2 separate regions of the Homo sapiens genome follow, and region 2 is linked to region 1. A link is a loop called in an ENCODE intact Hi-C map of the cell type or tissue named here. Cell type or tissue: Caco-2. All regions are shown on one strand. Links, peaks and the distances in the headings refer to the core of each region. The heading gives the core; the rest is flanking DNA. Region 1 overlaps FAM184A (family with sequence similarity 184 member A). Region 2 overlaps FAM184A (family with sequence similarity 184 member A).

The links. A loop is a pair of places that touch in the nucleus more often than their neighbours do. Peaks named below come from ENCODE experiments on the same cell type or tissue, not always from the same donor. Only the 100,000 strongest peaks of a DNase experiment are listed, where the experiment ranks them.
Region 2: a loop joins it to region 1, with 6 times the contacts of the local background. A loop is called at or near these places in 3 of 110 quality-filtered maps.

The regions. Positions count from the first base shown.
Region 1 is chr6:118,967,373-118,970,299 of GRCh38, reverse strand. The region is part of intron 14 of FAM184A (family with sequence similarity 184 member A); the gene reads left to right. All of the region lies in intron 1 of LOC124901389 (a long non-coding RNA gene), which reads right to left. Among named protein-coding and RNA genes, the nearest start is that of MCM9, 34 kb to the right of the region's middle. In Caco-2, for the core only: a CTCF peak has its summit at 1,683 (motif pointing left); no DNase peak of the experiment used is centred there.
Region 2 is chr6:119,034,206-119,037,132 of GRCh38, reverse strand. The region is part of intron 1 of FAM184A (family with sequence similarity 184 member A); the gene reads left to right. Among named protein-coding and RNA genes, the nearest start is that of MIR548B, 33 kb to the left of the region's middle. In Caco-2, for the core only: no CTCF peak of the experiment used is centred there; a DNase peak (open chromatin) is centred at 1,492; H3K4me3 peaks cover 205 bases.

The DNA of each region.
Region 1 (2,927 bases), core at 314-2,813:
GGCACAGTGGCTCATGCCTGTAATCCCAGCACTTCTGGGAGGCCGAGGCAGGCGGATCACCTGAGGTCAGGAGTTTGAGACCAGCCTGACCAACATGGTAAAACCCCGTCTCTACTAAAAATACAAAAATTAGCCGAGTGTGGTGGCAGACACTTGTAATCCCAGCTACTTGGGAGACTGAGGCAGGAGAATCGCCTGGACCCGGGAGGTGGAGGTTGCAGGTAACTGAGATTGTGCCATTGCACTCCAGCCTGGGTGACAGAACAAAACTCCATCTCAAAAAAAAAAAAATATATATATATATATTATATATATATACACCCAAACAATTTTTTTTTCTTGTGATTAGAAAGATTAAAGAACCAACTTAAAAACAGCTGTGTATGCAGGAACAAAACCAAACTCCACATGTTCTCACTCATAAGTGGGAGTTGAACAAGGAGAACATGTGGGCCCAGGGAGGGGAACATCACACACCAGGGCCTGTCACGGGGTGGGGGGCAGGGGGAGGGATAGCATGAGGAGAAATACCTAATGTAGATGATGGGTTGATGGGTGCAGCAAACCCATGTATACCTGTGTAACAAACCTGCATGTTCTGCACATGTATCCCAGAGCTTAAAGTATAATTAAAAAACAAAACAAAACTGTATCACCAGTTGTTCACACCTGGACTAAATTTTAGAAGCAGTGCTGGTTATGAGAGCTGCCTGCGGCAACTGAAGAAAAGAAAAATATTGACTAGTCTTGGCTTGAAATGGATATCGGAATAGTATCAAGTTTTCTTTCTGTAAAAATTTTGAAAGACTAGTAATTAATGAAATATATTTGCAAGTTAAATCTATATCATATTACTTACTTGTTCTCTCCTTTAATGCTTTCCTGTTTGTGTTTATATGGATTATGTTTTTTCTATTTAATCAATTATATTTTCCTATTTAATATCCAGGTGTTTTTCTTATTAAACATTTTTGATGATGTAAAAATATTGTATTAGTCCGTTCTCACGCTGCTAATAAAGTCATGCCCGAGACTGGGTAATTTATAAAGGAAAGAGGTTTAATTGACTCACAGTTCAGCATGGCTGGAGAGGCCTCAGGAAACTTACAATCATGGCGGAAGGGGAAGTAAACACATCCTTATTCACATGGTGACAGGAAGAAGAAGGGCCAAGCAAGGGGGGAAATGATTTTCCCTTATAAAACCATCAGATCTTTTGAGAAGTTACTGTCATGAGAATAGCATGGGGATAACTGCCCCCATGATTCAATTACTTCCCACCAGGTTTCTCCCATGACACATGGGGATTGTGGGGACTACAATTCAAGATGAGATTTGGGTGAGACACAGCCAAACTATATCAGATATTTTATAGAGAAGATTAACTGATAATAATTCTGTAGGCAAAGGATGTTTAAGCTAAATAAAAACACTGCAATTTGGATTCAGGGATAGACCTTTATTATGCAAAAAAAAGTGGTTCAGAGATTGTAACTGATTGCTTTAGATTCACTTTACCTTAACTTCTCAATTAACAAAAAAATAGAAATAATAGTTTTAAATAAGGCTTTAAATTTAGTTGTTTAGCTACCATTTATACCAAGTATTCTTGCTCAGCTGCGGGAAGCAGTTCATAAATCTTGTACTTTGCTTTTAATGATAAAAGAAAGTGCTCCAGTGACCTCTTGTGGTTTCTCCAACATAAAACCCAAATTGCCATTTCTTTTACTAGTTTAGTATTTCTCGACTCTTAATGTTTGCCCATAAAATACTTTAAGAGTTAACTCTGCCATATTGGGATAAAATGCAAGGTCACTTTATTTGAGTTAACAAATCACATTATTTTTCACTTGGTCTCTATTGTCACAAAAGAACAAAAGTTAAAGATAGTGGAACTTAACACATTGTACAGCAAGGTTGTTCAACCCACGGCCTGCAGGCCATATGCAGCCCAGGACAGCTTTGAATGTGGCCCAACACAAATTCGTAAACTTTCTTAAAGCATGATAAGATTTTTTTATTGAGTTTTTTTTTTAAGCTCATCAGCTATCATTAGTGTTAGTGTATTTTGTGTGCCCGAAGACAATTCTTTAAATGTGGCCCAGGGAAACCAAAAGATTGGACACCCCTGTTGTACAACTTACCTCGCACTGATCTGATGAAGTCCTAGCTGATCCTGAGACAATCACTTCCTCACTTCCTCATCACCTTCATACCTCCCAACACTCTAATTGAGAACTTTAGCCAGGGGACTGGATAGAGGGCCTAATATGTTATCTCCAAATCTTTAGCTTAGGCTGAGTTTTTGGAGGGATTTTATGGTACTCAAATACACTGAGATTCAGGTACCTCTCTAGGGTTTTGGGTGGGAATAGGAATGTATAACTGATTTCTGGAAGATAGATCATCTACAAGTTACTCAGTATTCATGAGTGAATAATTTTTTCTAAGAATCTTTATTAACCATAATTTTATTGAATAATGTTATTGAAATTTTAAGTTCTATCCTTTATATCCTGAAAACAAGATTTTTAAAATTGTTCTAAGTATTTGCATTTTCTAAAATTGAAAGTGCTTTTTCTGAAACTAAGCCAGCAGTTTCCATTTGTATTCTCTTCAGTCTGCCCCATCCTATATTCTTAGACTCAGCAGGATGTGTCACCTGCTTATAAAAAGTGGCCTATATTTTAACGTTCAAGGCATTCAGGCCTATTACCACCTCATATCATTCAGGACAGAATAGGCTTAGAAGGGAACATAATTCTTCTCTTACCTGATGAAACTTTTTTTCAGTTTGTATGTATTGGCTGATAATATAGAATTTTTAAACTTTCTTTTCTATAAACCAGGAAAAAATGACGTCATACATGTGTGTCCTTTGTTTTGCTTTCATCTGTATTTGTTTCTTGTCCTTTTTATATGTTACC
Region 2 (2,927 bases), core at 205-2,704, 67 kb before region 1:
TTACTATAAAGACACTTTTTCCAGTTAAATTTCAGGGACAAATTAATAACTAGGAAGTTTTTAACTTTAACTGACATTCCATGGCACTCATTCTCTCAGTGTCCAGGATTATTGGGCCACACCAACCACAAAAATCATTCACATTTTGTGCCTTAACTGAAGTTGCTTTCCTCGTAGTTCTTGACAACTGACTTTGCCCTTTTATGCCTTTCTAATTACTGCAATCTTTATCCAGTTCTTTCTACTGAAAACTTATTATGCCATGTCACAGTATTCTGTACTATACAGCTTGACACTTAATATATATTATCTAAAAATTGTCTGCCATTATATTTTATGCCAAAATAAAAATATGTTTTATTTTGAGCAGGTCTATTTTGAGAAAGATTAAGAACATTCATACTTTTCTTTGCCAGAATGCATATAAAAAAGTACTGAGCATTCACAAAATGTTTGTTGTTTTGATTTTTGTTGTTGTTGAAGTATGGTAGCACAGATCCCATTGCACAGATCCTGAATCATAGCTGTATAGTAGGACTTCTGCTTGCTGTTTGAGAATTCAAGTTAAATCTGGGGAAACAGATGTATTCCACATTACCATACACAAAGATACCTCCAACATTATTAGACTTTATCAATATTTTCCAAAAGATTTCCCAGCAATAATTATAGAATCATACAGCGAGGAAATATATCTTTAAAGACAATTTCCCAATGCAATTGGATTTTAAAGTTCTTTTAAAATTAGAGTTTTATAGTGCCCTTGGCTTAAGTAAAATCCAAATGAGCTCCTTTTGTGAACTGTCTTGTAAATGTTTCATTTGGACACACATCTGTTGCTGACATTCATTTGATTACATAATGTACGAAGAATGGCTTTTGTCTTTTGATTTTCCTTTCTAGTTAAAAAAAAAAAGACACTGGACCGAGGGGAAAAAAAGACGTGAATCATTTATGGGGCTGAACTATTCTGTGTAGGTAGCATTTGTTCCCATTCTATTCACGTTGAACTCCAGATCTTCAGTGCATCTCTCTAGTAGATCCTGTTCTAGTCATTAATAGGAAATAGATAAGTGACTCAATATTTTATATTAATATGGTGTCAACGAAAAGAGTCAAACTCTGTAAAATATTTGAAAAGATGTATTCTGAGCCAAATATGAGTGACCAATGTCCCCTGACATAGCTCCAGGAGATCCTGAGAACATATGCCCAAGGTGGTCGGGCTATAGCTTGGTTTTATACATTTTAGGGTGGCATAAAACATAAATCAGTACACGTAAGATGTACGTTTGTTCCATTGGGAAAGGTGCGACAACTTGAAAGGAGGGTGACAGGGTGGGGGTTTCTGGTCATAGGTGGATTCAAAAAAAATTTTTTTTGGCAGCTGGTTAAAAGCGTTGTTACCTAAAGACCTAGGAGTGTCTGGGTTAAGATAAGGTTGTGGAGACGAAGGTTTTATCATGCAGATGAAGCCTCCAGGTGGCAGGCTTCAGAGCTCTTATCAGACCTAAAAAGATACCAGACTCTTAGTTAATTCTCTCCCGGATCAGGGAGAACACCTGGAAAGGGAGGGGGATTCTCCACACAATGTAGATTTTCCCCACAAGAGACAGTTTTGCAGGGCCATTTCAAAATATGTCAAATAAATATATTTTGGAGTGAAATACTTCAGTTTCTTTCAGGGCTTGCTGTGCGTCCTGTAAACCTGGCTGGAATTTGGTGTCTTATTGCTACAAAAAGTCTGGTTCATCAGTCTTAAAATCATTGTTTTAATGTTAATTCTTGTCAGCTGTCCCTGAATTCCAGTGGGAGGAGGGTATAATGAGGTATGTGTGACCCCCTCTTCCTATCATAGCCTGAACTAGTTTATCAGGTTAACTTTGGAATGCTCTTGGCCAAGAGGAGGAGTCCATTCAGTTCTTTGGGGAACTTGGAATTTTATTTTTGGTTTACAGTGGGTTAAAAGGTTTTGTTAAAATCCTCTTTAAATGTCTAACCGGCCAGTTGCTTTTTCTTCCACTCTCACAGCCTTTTAAAAAAAATCCTTCCGTAGTTGTGAACAGTCTAATTCTGACCTTTGGCTCACAAACTCCACTCAGGAAAAGAAAGGACATGTGGTCCACAGAGACAGCTGTTATTACTCAGGCGAGCCCTCCTAAAGGGCTTGCCACACAGGAGTACGTTGGTTTGTCTTAGGGACTAAACCTTTTGTAAACAAAATTCATTTTCTAATATTTTTTCTTATCTCTTAATACTGAGTCGGACATTACAGAAGAAGAACACTAGTTTAGCATAGGGTTGGGGGAAAGGTAGTATAGGAAAAGCCCACTGATGAAATGTGCCCTGATAATGTATTAGATACTGTAAGCAGTGGTAGGTAGGATGGATTGAGAAGCCACAATGTAAGATTTCCACAAAGAGAAACTTGACATTAAAAACCTATAAAATAAAGACTATAAAAATATATGCATTCTAGAAAATATCCAGCCTAGGCTCTCTAAAAAATGTTAATATGATGAAATAAAAAAACAAAAAGCAAAGGTTTTTTTAAAAAAAAAAAAAACTATATATTAAAACAGACAAAGAATATGACGACTCAATACAATGTGGGATCCTTGACTGGATCTTCATTGACAAAGAAAAGCTATTGTAGATTTCACTATTGGCATAATTTGGTGAATTTAAATATAGGCTCTGTGTTAGATAATATTCTATTAAGTTAAATTTCCTGGGAATAATAATGCTACTGTCTTTGATCTTATGAAACAATGTACTAAGATATTTAGTGATGGGTTCTGATAGCTGCAACTTATTTTCAAATGATTCAGAAAAAAGAAAATTCATGCATATGTATATACAAATGCTTGGTGGTGAAAGAGTTTGGGATTTTTCTTTCTAACATTCACTTTGCACTAAGCGATACT